Regions from separate parts of the Homo sapiens genome. Here region 2 is linked to region 1. Evidence: read pairs that join two places in POLR2A ChIA-PET (ENCODE). Cell type or tissue: Panc1. All regions are shown on one strand.

Evidence for each region. Peaks named below come from ENCODE experiments on the same cell type or tissue, not always from the same donor. Only the 100,000 strongest peaks of a DNase experiment are listed, where the experiment ranks them.
Region 2: POLR2A ChIA-PET joins it to region 1 with 10 read pairs; 7 of 35 experiments call an interaction of 5 or more read pairs at or near these places.

What each region holds. Positions count from the first base shown.
Region 1 is chr10:102,620,690-102,628,689 of GRCh38, forward strand. SUFU (SUFU negative regulator of hedgehog signaling) reads left to right here. Exons shown (of 12, transcript NM_016169.4): 11 at 6,486-6,554. Among named protein-coding and RNA genes, the nearest start is that of TRIM8-DT, 18 kb to the right of the region's middle. RefSeq lists an enhancer at 7,770-8,000. In Panc1, no CTCF peak of the experiment used is centred here; no DNase peak of the experiment used is centred here; H3K27ac peaks cover 1,545 bases.
Region 2 is chr10:102,682,436-102,690,435 of GRCh38, forward strand. It overlaps ARL3 (ARF like GTPase 3), which reads right to left. Exons shown (of 6, transcript NM_004311.4): 4 at 7,458-7,508; 5 at 3,381-3,566. Among named protein-coding and RNA genes, the nearest start is that of ARL3, 28 kb to the right of the region's middle. In Panc1, no CTCF peak of the experiment used is centred here; no DNase peak of the experiment used is centred here.

The DNA.
Region 1 (8,000 bases):
CTGCCAAGGTCTGCTCCTGCACCTCCTTCCCCCAGCATTCCTCATCCTGGTGGCTTTAACAAGCCTCTCTCCCTTGAGCCTGTCAACACTGGGCTGTTAGTCTTCTGAGCGGGAGCCCGGCCCAGAGCTGAGTTGTTCATCCGTCCCCAGCCAGGGTTGATCTGAAGGGGGATAAGTCTCAGCCCCAGCGGTCACATAGGGGTCACATCACCAAATATGAGAATATTGTTTTAGGCCCCGCAATGCTTTCTCAGCTGTGTGGTGTCTGACAGCTCACCCAGGTTGCGCCCCTAGTCCCAGCCATTCTCTGCCAGTCCTGATGGGAAGCCCCAGGCGTGGGAGAAGACGCCCAGCAGCTGTTCCAAGTGGGCTCTGCTGCTCCAGGCCAGGCTTGGGAAGGTGCTGCCGAGCTCTCCTCTGGGCAAGCCCTGCCTTCTGCTACCCATTTGGATATTGTGTAGAAGATGACTTGGGAATCCCCAGCCCATGCCCTGGGCACCTCCTCTTTGGTGCCTCTACTGTTCCTCCTTCCACGGGTGAACCCAGGCATACTTATTCTCCCTGGAGACCTTTGCTTGGACTGCCCCGAGACCTTGTTGTCCAGGGGGACACCCATTAAGGTTTAGAGCCCAGCAATGCGCCTGGGGAAGTACCCTCCCTTGTAGGAAAGGACTGTGATGCCGCCCTGTGTCCCTGGCAGCCCACAGCCAGAGCAGGAGTCTGAGCCCGCTTCTGGCCACCAGAGCCAACTTTTCACCGCCCACTAAGAACAGGAAATGAGCGAGACCTGTGCCCCAACTGCAGCCCGCTACCTGCCGCACCACACGCCTCTGTCCCTGACCTGGGTTGGGGGTGTTCTCCAGGCTGTTTTCTGGCTTTTGTCTGGCCTGTGGAGTGGGGGTGGGAGGGAAGGGATGCAGACAGGACTGCTTCCCCGTCCCTGCCTCCTCCACTGCCATCGTGGGTGCCAGAGCAGCTCCTTGGCAGGCTCTTCCACTGTAAACAACACATTTCCTTCCCTGAGAGGAGGAAAGGGAGGGAAAAGAAAGCCAAATTTGTTGGGAAGCAAGTACAACGTGTCAACATGAAGAACAAACAATGCCCTGGACAAAGTGTGGATTGTCATACCAAAGGGAAGGAGTGGGCATTGTCAGCCACTCTTTGCAGACTCAGAAATATCATTGACCACAGACATCTGAATCGGCGTCAGATCTGCAGCAGCTGGGCCCCTGCCTGCAGTGCAGCCTGGCTTGCCCAGGGCAGGCACTGACACAAGATCACTTTTCGGGTTCCTTTCTGGAACTTGCTGGGGCCTGGGGAATTGGGAGGTTGTTGACAGTCCTCCCTCACCACCACCCAGCCAAGCTGGTTAAGGCAGCTGGTGTGAGCCCACTGGAGTAGCTGCTGGCCTAGATTCCAAGCCCCCCTCCCTGGCCAAAGGTGGGAACTGGGGGTAACCAAGATCCATTGCCCCCCTCGCAGCTCAGCCCGTTTGATGGTGGTGAAGCTACAGCCACCAACTCACCCCTGTTGGTTAAGCCTGTGCCCAAACCCCCTTTCCCTGTGGGCCTGAGTATTTCCCCAGCAGCCCCTCACCATGATCTCCTGGGGCACCACTTAAGAATACAAGTGCTGGCCAGGTGCGGTGGCTCACGCCTGTAATCAGTCCCAGCACTTTGGGAGGCTGAGGTGGGTGGATCATCTGAGGTCGGGAGTTCGAGACCAGCCTGACCAATGTGGAGAAACCCCATCTCTACTAAAAATACAAAATTGCCAGGCACGGTGGCTCACACCTGTAATCCTAGCACTTTGGGAGGCCGAGGCGGGCGGATCATGAGGTCAGGAGATCGAGACCATCCTGGCTAACACAGTAAAACCCCGTCTCTACTAAAAATACAAAAAATTAGCCGGGCATGGCGGCGGGCGCCTGTAGTCCCAGCTTGTTTGTCTGCTGTTAAACAGCAGACAAAACTCCAGCCCCTGGCCGGGCCCAGTGGCTCACGCCTGTAATCCCAACACTTTGGGAGGCTGAGGCAGGAGAATGGCATGAACCCAGGAGGCGGAGCTTGCAGTGAGCCAAGATCATGCTACTGCACTCCAGCCTGGGTGACAGAGTGAGACTCCGTCTCAGAAGAAAAAAAAAAAAAAAAAATTAGCTGGGCATGGTGGCACATGCCTGTAATCCCAGCTACTTGAGAGACTGAGGCAGGAGAATCACTTGAACCCAGGAGGCAGAGGTTGCGGTGAGTTGAGATCGTGCCATTGCACTCCAGCCTGGAAAACAAGAGCAAAACTCCGTCTCAAAAAAAAAAAAAAAAAAAAAAAAAGCATGGGCCTTGGCCTTACCCCAGAGTATTCTGATTCAGGAAGTGTGAATGGGGCCTAGCATCGCCATATTTTCAGAAGCTTCCCAGGGGAGTGTGCTGCTCAGATTGGTTGAGGGTCTTCCTCTCTTACTAGAGGGTCTCCTCCCTCTGAGGGCTGTTTGTGTACAAACATAAGTGTTTTCTGCCTGGCTCTTGGTAAGTGCAAATATCAGTGAGTGCTGTTATCAATATTATTTCTACTGCTACTTTCTGGGCTAGAGAACTGTCAAGATATATGTATTCACTAGGCTGGCCTGGGAATTTGCCCCACCGTCCCCACTTGGGAACCATCTCTGGGCATTGGTTTGCCTTCCTTTTCATTGGCCAGTCTGGTTTTTTAGCAGTGTCTGTGACTCTCAGGCTTCTAGCCCTCTTAAGTTGAGCAGGTGGCCAGGAAATGTGTGGCTGGTGGAGGTTGGGACTGCTGATTTTCCAGGTCATTGGTAAAAACCAAAGCTACCTTCACCTCCCTCATCAGAAGACAGAGAAGTTATCCCCATCTATATAGGCTTCTACAGTTGGGGTGTCTTCCCCAGACAGGAAAAGAGCATCCTCTATCACCATGAGATCAGATAGCCGTTCCTCTAAAGTCCAGAGCCTTGAGCCAGGCGTGGTGGCTCTTGCCTGTGATCCCAGCACTTTGGGAGGCCAAGGCGGATGGATCATTTGAGGTCAGGAGTTCAAGACCAGCCTGGCCAACATGGCAAAACCCCATCTCTACTAAAAATACAAAAATTAGCCGGACATGGTGATGGTCACCTGTAATCCCAGCTACTCGGGAGGCTGAGGCAGGAGAATCGCTTGAACCCAGGAGGCGGAGGTTGCAATGAGCCAAGATTGTACCACTGCACTCCAGCCTGGGCGATAGGGCAAGAGATTCCATCTAAAAAATAAAAAGAAAAGTCCAGAGCCTTGTCTCCTCTGGGTACCTACCCTTGGGCAAAGTGGGGATGATAGTCACCTCCCTAGCAGAACTGCCATAAGGATTCAATGAAATGACACTGATCAAGCTCTTAGCACAGCGCCTAGCACATGGTGGAGGTACTGCTTCTGCTATTGGCCATTTTTACTGTCATTTTTATCATCACCATTCCCATTATTATTCGTGACAGAGCCAAGCAGCTCTGTAGGGACCCAGTGAGCCTCAGGAGTGCCAAGCCCCAGAACTGCACAGGCTTTTCCCACAGTTGCATCACAAGGGCAAGTCTGTTACTCGGGAGAGCTCCCAGGAGCTGCCCCATCTTAGCTGTCTATCTCCAGTGTCCTGTTGATAAGATCTGTTAACATTCTCAGCTCCAGGTCTGAAATATACAAAGAACAGGGCCTGTTTGTTCAATCCAACCTTCTAAGGTTTAACTCCCAAAGGAAATTAAATTAGGTGCCTGGAGCTATGACAGTCTGTCGTGTTTCTTTGCAGAGAATGTCACCTTTAATATCATGTAGATCTCATGTATAATTTTTCCCCTTTAATTCTTTTAAAATAACGTGAAGTTTCCAGCGGGAACCAGCAAATCACCAAAAGCAAAAATGGAGGAGCAGCTAGGGTTTGTCCTCATTTTTGATCTGGCCATCCCCTCCCCCAACCGAGTCCAAAATAAGTCCACACACAGATGGTGCCGCGCATGGTCGTTGCTCTACTAAAAGCCACCATAACTCACCCTCTCCTTAGCACCAGTTCCAGACCTTTGTCAGGGGAACCAGCTTAGAATTGAACTCAGTGTTGGTGGCATTACGTTTCCTTGAAGAATAACTCTGGCGTCTCACTGGGTGGCCACAGCCTCTGTGAACCCTTGCCCCTCTTCCTGTCCTCCCTCCACCCCATCTCACCCCCAGCACTTGTTATAGTCCCACATCTATTTACTGATCTGGCAGAAAGCCCCTCCCTCCAAGTTATTTGTGAGTTAGAAATTAGCCCAGCCCGGCCCAGACTGGAGCCATTGTAATATAATTGGGTTTTAGGTATGCTTGTGTTTGTGCTAGCATTTGCAGAGATGGCAACGAGCCCCGGAAATGCCAAAAATATGAATGTAACTTTTGTATTGCTTGAGCAGACTGGTGATAACTGGTGGGGAAACTGAACTTTTGGGGAGGACACCCCTGGGATAAGAGAGTAGGAGGAGCAAGGGCTTAGGCTGTGAGAGGGAGTACGTGTATGGCTGGAGTCTGTGGGCAGAGTCGGCCAGTCCCACTTTGGGGAATTAGGAAGAACTGTAGGGGTGCACCTCCCCGAACTTTGCCAACTTTGCCTCTCCTGCTCTGTCTCTAAGCCTTGTCTCTGTCCTTGGTCGGGGCCCTAGCTCCTAGAACAGAGAGTTTGGTGAGGAGACGTGGACCAGTGGTCAGAGTTATTTTGTTCCTGCTATGGGCTTGGAGCCTGGGAAGGCTGGGTCTCTTGTCTCCTTGCCAGCCAAAAGAGGGTGCTTGTCCTGGTGGGAAATGAGCTGCCTTCATGCCTGTGTCCCTGGAAGGATGAATGGATGAGTTAGTGTCCTGGGGGTGAGAGTTCAGCATTCGGGAGCAGTACTCCAGGCACTAAATTGAGAGTCCAGACATGATCAGGATATGGTCTTAACCACTCACAAGCCGTGTGACACTGAGCAAATTACATAACCTGCCTGTGCCTGTTTCCTCCACTGTAAGGAGACATGGAGATGAGCAGTTAGCATGCCCGGTATGATGGCGGCTTTTCTGCTCACTTGGGGGTAGTGTTCTTATTTCTCACTCCCTCCTCCACCCCGTCCACTTCTTGCTTTAGAGACCTCCGTCCTGTGAGCTCCCGAGCCGTCCTGTGTGCTCACCTTCCTGTGTGCACTCCTTCCTTGTTATCTCACAGCGTGGAAACTTTTGTTCTTGGCAGCTGACAATTCCCAGGGGAAACCTGGTGGGTATTTTTTCAAGTTCTCAATTCTCCTCCTCACAGGGAGGGTTTCCCCTCAGAGGAGCCCCTCACCTGGATCTTCACCCCATTATCTTTCTTCCTTTGTGCCCTACCTGGGTGCTCAAGGTGTACGGGAGAAGACAGGTAGAGCTGTGGCCTGGGGGTACAGAAGGGTCTGCAGTGGAGGGAGGCTGGGAGGCCCTGGGGACAAGGACAGGGAGGGGGAGGGGTGAAGGAAGGGGTCACAGTTGGAAGAGGAAAGACACCCTCACCCAGGGCGTGGTGGGGTGCAGACCTGGGATCAGCTTGGCCTGGCTCTGCCTAGCAGCCTGACGAGAGGGGTGGGTGGGGAAGAATGGCCCAGCAGATTGAGGAAGGCCGGTTTTAGAGGGCCTGAGAGCCCTTGGACGTTGGTATTGGCTGTGAAAACTTCTTTAGCGGATGAAGTTGGTGTTTGTGCCAGCCAAATAGTGGGGCCAGACTCAGCATCAAAGCGAGAGGCAATGAGGTGTCAGACTAGAACAGCAACGTGGAATGCTGGGAGGTGACCTAGAGAAGAGGAACCTCAAAGAAGGCTGGAGGAACTCAGTGGCTGATCGAGCACAGCAGGTCAGGGGCTTGGGAGCTTCCAGCCTGGGAGGATGTGGCTACTGTGAATGGGAATGGAAGTTGGGAGTCCCTTTGTCATCTGTAAAATGAGACGTTGGTCCACAATCTCCAGATTCTCCAGCTCAGACATTCTTGGATGTACCTTCCAGGGCACTTCCAGATTCCAGATAGGGCTTGTATTCCAAATCCAAACAGTTTCCTTTTGTCCTTCTACGGTGAGGGGCAGAGGGGGACACTAGAGCCTGACTGGGCAGCAGCTTTAATTTAATTTTTTTTCCTTTTAATTTTTCTTTTCTGTTCCTTTTTCTTCCTGAGATTCCTTTTTACCGGCCCCACCAGTGTTCATCTCCCTTCTGGGAGCAGCATTCCCAGCTCTCCCAGTGTCCTCCCTCCCCTCCCCATTGTCCCCTGACCCCTTTCCTTCTATGCCTCAGTCTGATATTGCAGGGAGGTGAGGGTGTGGGGGGAATGACAGCTGGGGACAGGCCTCAAACACTTCCCTGTGTCCCTTGAACAGATCACAGTGAGCTCATCTCTCCTCCATGGTCAGAAGAGAGGTATAACGCTTGGTGGTTGGCAAAAAGATCATACATTTAAAAATAATAATAAAAGCCTGCCTTGTGCCTTCACAGATTCTGTTGACCGAAGAGTTTGTAGAGAAAATGTTGGAGGATTTAGAAGATTTGACTTCTCCAGAGGAAGTAAGCTTGTTTGACTTTTCCTGACAACAGGTCCCGTCTCTGGGACCATGTGTGTGCGTGCGTGTGCACGTCTGTGCATGCATGTGTGCGTGTGTACCTGTGGTGCGTGTGTGCTTGCATGTATCTGTGTGGCTGCATCTGTGGGCTCCTCCCCAAGGTGCAGGGATAGGCTGGAGAGGAGACTGTAGATTTCTCTTCTGTTTCTATGCACCCTCACCATCCCCTGCCCTACCCCCAGCCCTTGTAAGGACACCCAGCAAATCGTCTGAATTGCCAGCTCCTGAGAGCCTCATTGAAGAGGAAGCCAGGGCCTTCAGGCTAGTACGAGTTCTCCCCAGCCCCTGCTGTTCCCTGGCAGATTCTGAACAGAACGCCCATGTCTGTTGCCAGAGAACATTCCGCTGGGGAGTTCTGGTGGGCAGCAAGGGACTCCTGCTCTCGCCTCGGGCCACCCAGGAGCCACTCTCCCTTCTTCGTCCTCCAGCCATGAGCTGTGCCTCTTAGTCTCCCTCTTCCAGCCCTGGCTCAGAGCTGGAGGAGCTGGCAGGCCAGCTGTGGCTGTGCCTTCTTTAGCTGCTCCTCTGGGGTAGAGGAATGGAGTCCATAATCCCCTTTGTTTTTTCTCCCTTGTTCCCGGCATCCTTATTTGCGAGGGCTTACCTCATCCTGGAAAATCCCTTCCCCTCCCCCGCTCCTGCCCGCAGCACCCCAGTGGGATGGGAGCTTTCCTGGCCCCAGTGCCCCATGGGTTAGTGAACTCTAGCAGGCTGGCCGGGCCTCTGGAGAGCTCTCCTGGGCCCTGCCCTGCCTGTGGCAGAGGCAGACCCTTCCCTTGTCCTGTCTGCCAGGAAATGTGCTTGGGGGAGAACTCCTTCGCCTCCCAGGGGCCAGGCTTTCTACCAAGAGGGAGGCCAGGCGGGAGCTAGGTTCCAGCCAGGGCTGGAGCTTCCAGCTTCCAGGGCTCCCTGGGCTGCAACAGCCAGGACACAGGCCTCTGGTGTTTAGGAAGCTGAGGGGAGTGCACAGGGCGGGACCGTCCAGTCCAGGTCTCCAGTTGGACAGGAACTCCCCAGAGCCAGGGTCACCTCAATAGAGCAGGGTCTCCTCTGTCCTCTGGGATGCAGCTTGAGAAATTTGTTCATTTATATATTCCAAAGCCATCAAGCACCCAGTCCATGCCAGCCAATCAACCCCCACAAGTCACTGGTCCCTGAGTCCCAGCTCCCCATTCAGTCAGACCAGAGCCAGCTGCCCAGAAGCGCTTCCGGAGAGGCCTTGTCGCACTGGGATGGCGCTGTGCCAGGCTGCTGCTTTGAGCTTGGGGGTAGGAGGGGGACAGTCCAGGCAAGAGGGACAGAAGCCTGGGGGAGCAGAGGAAAGTAGGTCACTAAAAATGACTTTTTTCTTTTTTTCCTTTTCTGTCCAGAGGCTGTCCCTACACCCTGC
Region 2 (8,000 bases), 62 kb after region 1:
GCTGGTGAACAACACGTGGTACTTCCCACCCCTGTAATGGCTTCGTATGTGCTGCCTTCAGGACACCAGGTGGAACGGGACCCTGAAATCCATCCCAGGAATCACTAACTTCCATAGTCTCAAATCATGTGTTTAAGCTACTCCACTAATGAGAAGTGATGTACCTGCCCTACTTCATCCACAGAGGGGCGTGGCTTGCCATCTAGCAGCTCCATGGCTGTTTCCTTAACTCGCCCCCGTGAGGCTACCTATTGTTAAGCAGTACAAGACAGGTCTCTTAAATATGTTTTGATTAAACATGTACGATGTATGTGTCTGTCTTTAAACACTTGAAACTGCAACAGAAATTCCAGGTCCTTTTTTTATTTTTAAACCTTTGTACATTTTCTTTCAGAGTTGTTAGAATCAGATGTCACCTGACTTGCCTATTCAGTGCCTAATCATTTGGGCCAGCTTTTGGGGAGGTGGGGTGGGGTAGGGAGGAAAAAAACAGGAATTTAGGGCATTTCAGTAATTATTGCACAGTTTTCACGTTTGAAAGTGAACCTCAAACCATTCGATCTTTATTGATATTTTTCTAGTAAAGTCTTTCAGTTTTAGAATATTTTTAGCCCTAATAAATAAAAATTACTAAAGGCCTGTACTTCAACTAAGCAATGCTGGAAAGGAATTCCACTTAAGTGACTCTTTTTAAGGCAAAAACCAGGAAGCTGGTGTGTGGACAAGAGCTTGGGTCAGAGGCACCACCTTAGGGAGGTACACGGTCAACCAGTGGCTCACAGTGAAAAGCGCTTCCACAGCAAAACTCCATGACCTTTCTCTAGTCCCCAAAGGTTACCACGAAAGGACAATAGACAGCAGATTCCCTTCTTAATTAACATTTTTATTAAATAACCCATTTCAAATAATGGTTAAATTCTCTAAATTTATATCATTCTATTAACCATAATCTAATCTCATTAACCTTGAAATCCCAGTCTTAACTACCCAATTCTATACACCATGGTACTATCTACTAAACTAATTAAGTGACCTTCAAACTATTTCTCCTCCATACAAAAATCATTTTTTATTTTTTGCTCATAGTTTTTTGTTGGATCTCTCTTGATATCATTTCCTGTGAACTTGGTTGCTGAAGGCCCCAATCTGGGAAGAACTTTCTTATCAAAATCAAATCATATATAATAATCTCACTTTACTCACTCAAACTGGTTTATTTTGCAGTGCTCCCCTGCCTGTCCCCAACCCCACCCTCTAGCTGCCTAGTAGCTTGCTGCCTCTTTTGTGGCCTAAAGATCCCGTGAAGGGCACTGTCTACGGTGGTTACACAGCCAGGAGCATGGAGTTCTATCCTTTAATCTCCACCTGATGGGAGTTGGGGGAGGGCTGGGGGTTGGGAAGAAAATGACAGGAGATCCCTCTCTACCTCCAGGCTTCTCTGAAGCAGTGTCCTTGACTTTAAATGCCACGGCTCTAAATACTGATTCTAGATTACTCTAGTTCTCCTTTTTCACATCGCTAAGGCTGGTGGAAGATACAAGAGGCTTACTGTTAATTCTCGCTTTGCTTTTTCTTCAACACTCTGGTCAAGCAAAAGAAAGATTCCAGAGCTGTACTTGCACTTTCTTACGAATATGCACACAAACTATATTGCTTTTCTTCAGCCCCACCTTCATAATAGCCCCCAACCTCAAGATGCTCTCAGCTTTCTCTCTCTTTTTTTCTTTTTCTGAGACAGAGTCTCACTCTTTCACCCAGGCTGGAGTGCAGTAGTGCAATCTCAGCTCATTGCAAGCTCCGCCTCCTGGGTTCAGGCCATTCTCCTGCCTCAGCCTCCCGTGTAGCTGGGACTACAGGTGCCCGCCACCACACCCGGCTAATTTTTTTGTATTTTTAGTAGAGACGGGGCTTCACTGTGTTAGCCAGGATGGTCTCGATCTCCTGACCTCGTGATCTGCCTGCCTCGGCCTCCCAAAGTGCTGGGATTACAGGTGTGAGCCACCACAGCCGGCTACTCTCAGCTTTCTAAATTTGTCATCTAAACCTTTTAGACAGGCTCATGCTGAAGTGGTTTTCAGAAACACAAGAAAATTACTATCTTTTCTTGGGTCTCATCTTCATCAAAATAACCTTAGGCCTTATGACTGCCATCCTATGTGCAATCGGAGTAAAATATGTTAGACAAATTTTGATTGTTTATTTTTATTTATTTATTTATTTTGAGAGAGAGTCTTGCTCTGTCGCCCAGGCTGGAGTGCAGTGATGCGATCTTGGCTCACTGGAACCTTCGCCTCCCAGCTTCAAGCAATTCTGCTGCCTCAGCCTCCCAAGTAGCTGGGATTACAGGTGTGCACCACCATGTCCGGCTGATTTTTTTTGTATTTTTAGTAGAGACGGGGGTTTCACCATGTTGGCCAGGCTGGTCTCGAACCCCTGACCTCAGGTGATCCACCCGCCTCGGCCTCCCAAAGTGCTGGGATTACAGGCATGAGCCACTGCACCTGGCCTTGATGTTTTAAAAAGCAGCCAGGGCCGGGCAGGGTGGCTCATGCCTGTAATCCCAGCACTTTGGGAGGCTGACGCAGGCAGATCACTTGGGGTCAGGAGTTCAAGACCAGCCTGGTCAACATGGCGAAATCCCGTTTCTACTAAAAATACAAAAAATTAGCTGGGTGTGGTGGTGAATGCCTGTAATCCCAGCTACTTGCAAGGCTGAGGCAGGAGAATCACTTGAACCTGGAAGGCGGAGGTTGCAGTGAGCCGAGATTGTGCCACTGCACTCCAGCCTGGGCAATGAGAATGAAACTCCGTCTCAAAAAAAAAAAAAAAAAAAATTAGGGGGAGCCTGCTTTTCCGGTACACAGTTCCTCAGTACAAAGCATGGGGCTTTCTGTCAGCAGAAGCCTCCCAGTGGGAAACCAACCTGAAGTAGCAGGAAACAGACACCAACCCTAGGGGTAGGGAAGATAACCAACAGAAGAAACAAAAACACTTCTAGGATGACTAGTACGTGTATGGTTATTGGTGGCTATCACCTTGGAAGTACAGGCATTTTAGCATCCGTAATATTAGACACAACACAAAACCCCAATCCAATCAATCATCAAAGAATCCTAGAGTTAGAGACAATCCTCAGTCTTCTGTTCTCACATCCCTCCCAAAGGGGAAGCTTGCTGCACATGTGGGGTGGCTTACCTGGGGCACTGTTGGGGCACCTCATGATATCTGATTGGTTGCTAAGCAGAAAAGAACCAAATTCCTCCATGCCCTTCATATCTTGGAATGGCTCATCTGCCCATCAAGATCAGCCCAACCAATGAGACAGACCACCTCGGTTAGCTGTCATGTTGCCAGGTGGCCAAGCCTTCCTGTAATCTCACCTGAACGCCCTCTCCTGTGAGAGCTGAGCAAGACTGGATCTGCCAGACTCGGTCGCGGATGGTATGCAGGTTCAGTCCTTCTGCAATTTCAGAGGCAGGGGCTGCTGTGAGCAAATCCTGCTTATTAGCAAAGATGAGCACTGGCACACAACTTAGTTTTTCTTCCTCCAGTAATTCCGCTAGTTCCTGGATTTTGAGAAGGGAGAGGGAGGGAAGGTTAAAATCTATACATCTATGATATTTAACCATACACTACTTTTTTTTTTTTTTTTTTGAGACAGAGTCTCACTCTGTCACCCAGGCTGGAGTGCAATGGCGTGATCTCGGCTCACTGCAACCTTCGCTTCCCAGGTTCAAGTGATTCTCCTGCCTCAACCTCCTGAGTAGCTGGGACTACAGGCATGCACCACCACACTCAGCTAATTTTTGTATTTTTAGTAGAGACAGGGTTTTGCCACGTTGGGCAGGCTGGTCTAGAACTGCACACCTCAGGTGATCCACCCACCTCGGCCTCCCAAAGTGCTGGGATTACAGGCGTGAGCTACCATGCCCGGACAACCATGCAGTTCTAATCAGAAAAAAAAATAACAGTTAAGCTGATCAACTAGCAACTTTCAAGAGTAGTGATTCTCAAACTTTTTTTTTTCTTTCTTTTTTTTTTTTTTTGAGACAGGGTCTCGCTCTGTCGCCCAGGCTGGAGTGCAGTGGCGCAATCCCGGCTCACTGCAACCTTTCACCTCCCAGGTTCAAGCAATTCTCACCCCTCAGCCTCCTGAGTAGCTGGGACTGCAGGTGCACACTACCATGCCCAGCTAATTTCTGTATTTTTAGTAGAGATGGGTTTTCACCATGTTGGTCAGGCTGGTCTTGAACTCCTGGCCTCAAGTGATCTGCCCGCCTTGGCCTCCCAAAGTGCTGGGATTACGGTGTGAGCCGCCGTGCTCAGTCTGATTATCAAACTTGAACCTGTATAAGATTCCCCTGGCAGATTCCTGGGCCCAACCCAGAGATGCTGACTTTGGAAAGTCTGAGCTAGGGCTCAGGAATTTACTTTTTTTTTTTTTTTTTTTTTTTTTTTTGAGACGAGTCTTGCTCTGTTGCCCAGGCTGGAGTGCAGTGGCGCGATCTCGGCTCACTGCAACCTCCGCCTCCCGGGTTCAAGCAATTCTCTGCCTCAGCCTCCCAAGTGGCTGGGATTACAGGCGCCCACCACCATGCCTCGCTAATTTTTTTTGTATTTTTAGTAGAGACGGGGTTTCACCATCTTGGCCAGGCTAGTCTTGAACTCCTGACCTTGTGATCCACCCCCCACCTTGGCCTCCCAAAGTGCTGGGATTACAGGCGTGAGCCACCGCGCCCGGCATAGGAATCCACATTTTTAGCAAACTCCTGAAGTGATTCCGCTACAGATGATTCACAGATCACTTTTTTTTTTTGAGACAATATCTCACTCTGTCATCCAGGCTGGAGTGCAGTGGTGCGATCACAGCTTACTGCAGGCTCAACCTCCTGGGCTCAAGCAATGCTTAACTTAGCCTCCTGATCAGCTAGCTGGGACCTCAGGTGATTGCCACCATGCCCAGCTAATTAAAAAAAAATTTTTTTTGGCCAGGCGCGGTGGCTCACCCATGTAATCCCAGCATTTTGGGAGGCTGAGGTGGGCGGAGTTCGAGACCAGTCTGACCAATATGGTGAAACCCTGTCTCTATTAAAAATACAAAAATTAGCTGTGCATGGTGGTGGGCACATGTAGTCCCAACTACTTGGGAGGCTGAGACAGGAGAATTGCTTGAACCCAGGAGGCAAAGGTTGCAGTGAGCTAAGATCATGCCACTGCACTCCAGCCAGGGTGACAGAGTGAGATTCTGCCTGGAAAAAAAAAATTTTTTTTTGTAGAGACAGGGTTTTGATATATTGCCCACGCTGGTCTTGAACTCCTGGGCTCAAGGGATCCTCCTGCCTCAGCCTAACAAAGTGCTAGAATTATAGCGATGAGCCATCACACCTGGCCCATAGAACACTTTTGAGAAAATCATTCAAGGGAGAAGACAAGAAGTGGTTTGAGATTCAAAACTTACCCAAGGTTATTACCTGCAAATAACTTTCAATGCGTGTGTGTGTGTGTATGTGTGTGTGTGTATGAAATTTAAACTGAAAATGACAATTACTTTAGAGATAATTCTGTTTCATCAATCTCTATCTCTAAAACATGCATGCACATGCTTCACATTTCATCAAACCTACATCCTAAAATAACTTTATTGGTCCATCTGGCAAGGTCCCTGATATTTAGGTTATAGGTTGGGGTCTAAACTATATGTGATTTTGTTTACAAAAACTATAGGAAAGGGTGTATATGTACTTAAATGATAGGCCCCACCTTTTCCTCATTAAATCCACATTTTAGCTACTTAAAACACATGGGCTTTCAAAGAGAACTGTATGGATCAAGAGGCAGATGACTACATAGGACCCCCTCCACCTCCAAGCTCATTTCACATGAGTGATAATCCAGAAATCATCAGGGTATGGAAGGGTGGTGGGTTGTTTCCAGAAGTCTGGAGAGTTCTCAACTCAATTTCAAAAAAAGGGACATAAACATGAGAACTGCTACCTTTGGAAGGCCACCTGTGGTCATTTAGGACACAGGCCAAGGACTCTGCAATGATAACTTTTTAAAAAACTTTTTTTTTTTTTTTTTTTTGAGAGGGAGTCTCACTCTGTCACCCAGGCTGGAGTGCAGTGACACAATCTCGGCTCAGTGCAACCTCTGCAGTGGGTTCAAGTGATTCTCCTGCCTCAGCCTCCAGAGTAGCTGGGACTGTACAGGCACGTGCCACCACACCTGGCTAATTTTTTGTGTTTTTAGTAGAGACAGGGTTTCACTGTGTTAGCCAGGATGGTCTTGATCTCCTGACTGCAAGTGATCTGCCCACCTCAGCCTCCCAAAGGGCTGGGATTACAGGCGCGAGCCACCGCACCCAGCCCTTGGCATGTGCATTTTTTCCTGTCCTTTCAGATTTGTCAAAGTTACCCCTGAATCAATTAAGTAGGTATTGAAAAATGTAAATAAAAATGAGAAGTGACTTGTTCCTCTGGGTTCGTTTTCACATGGCCTGGGAAAAAACCTGAAGAGCCTTTGGGCATGGTGCTAAGTTCCACTTGTCTGTATCTCATATATTCAATTTGATTAAAGCTAAAAAGCTTTAATTAGAAAACTGTTTAGGCTGGGCATGGAGGCTCACGCCTGTAATCCCAGCACTTTGGGAGGCTGAGGTGGGTGGATCATCTGAGGTCAAGAGTTCAAGACCAGCCTGGTCAACATGGTGAAACCCTGTCTCTACTAAAAATACAAAAAAATTAGCCGGGCGTGGTGGCGCACGCCTGTAATCCCAGCTACTTGGGAGGCTGAGGCAGGAGAATCACTTGAACCTGGGAGGTTGAAGTTGCAGTGAGCTGAAATTGTGCCATTGCACTCCAGCCTGGGTGACAAGAGTGAAACTCCGTTTTGGAGGGGGGAAAAAAAAACTGTTTAAAGAACTCTCAACTAATTTCAGACAACTGGTATTTTTGCCTGCTTGCTAGAATAACTGTCTTGTTTGAACTGTAAAGGTTAACAAACAAAACAAAACAAAAACCTCCCTCACTCTCACACATTTACAAGGTTGATTAATGAATACCCAGTTATTTGGGAACTATCTCAACAGAAGAATTAGTATTTAAAAAATATACTAGGCTGGGCGTGGTGGCTCACGCCTGTAATCCCAGCACCTTGTGAGGCTGAGGCGGGAAGATCACCTGAGGTCGGGAGTTCAAGACCAGCCTGACCAATGTGGTGAAACCCTCTCTCTACTAAAAATACAAAATTAGCCAGGCGTGGTGGTGCATGCTAATTCCAGCTACTCGGGAGGCTGAGGCAGGAGAATTGCTTGAACCTGGGAGGCGGAGGTTGGGGTGAGCCGAGATCATGCCATTGCACTCTAGCCTGGGCAACAAGAGCAAAAACTCCGTCTCAAAAAAAAAAAAGTACATACATATATATATATAAGAACTTTGATATAAAAAAGAATTATTTACCTGACCCGTCTCTTCAAATCTTTTTCTGTCTGCACTGTCGATTACATATATCTATAAAGGAAAAGAAGAAGGTTATTTCAGTGAGCAGAGATGGAAAAGACAGGGCAATTTCTGCAAAAGGAGCAGGTGATCCCCAATCAGCATATTCCAATTAGCACAACATACAGAAATTGACTGGTGAGTCTCATCTCATTTATGAAGGCCAAACAAACAAATACACAAATTAATTAAATAGGGATGCCCAGAAAATACCTTCAGCAATGCTCCAAAGTCTAGGATTTAGGAAAACCAAGTGGGATAAAATAGCTACATTTAATGGGCACTTGATGTTGTCACTAAACATTACTAGGTCTACTCTATTAACCCTCATTACAACTCTACAATATAGATTTCACTATTTTCCTTTTTTTTTTTTTTTTTTTGAGACAGAGTCTTGCTCTGCTCTGTCACCCAGGCTGGAGTGCAGTGGCATGATTTCGGCTCTGGGTTCACCCCATTCTCCTGCCTCAGCCTCCCCAGCAGCTGGGACTACAGGCACACGCC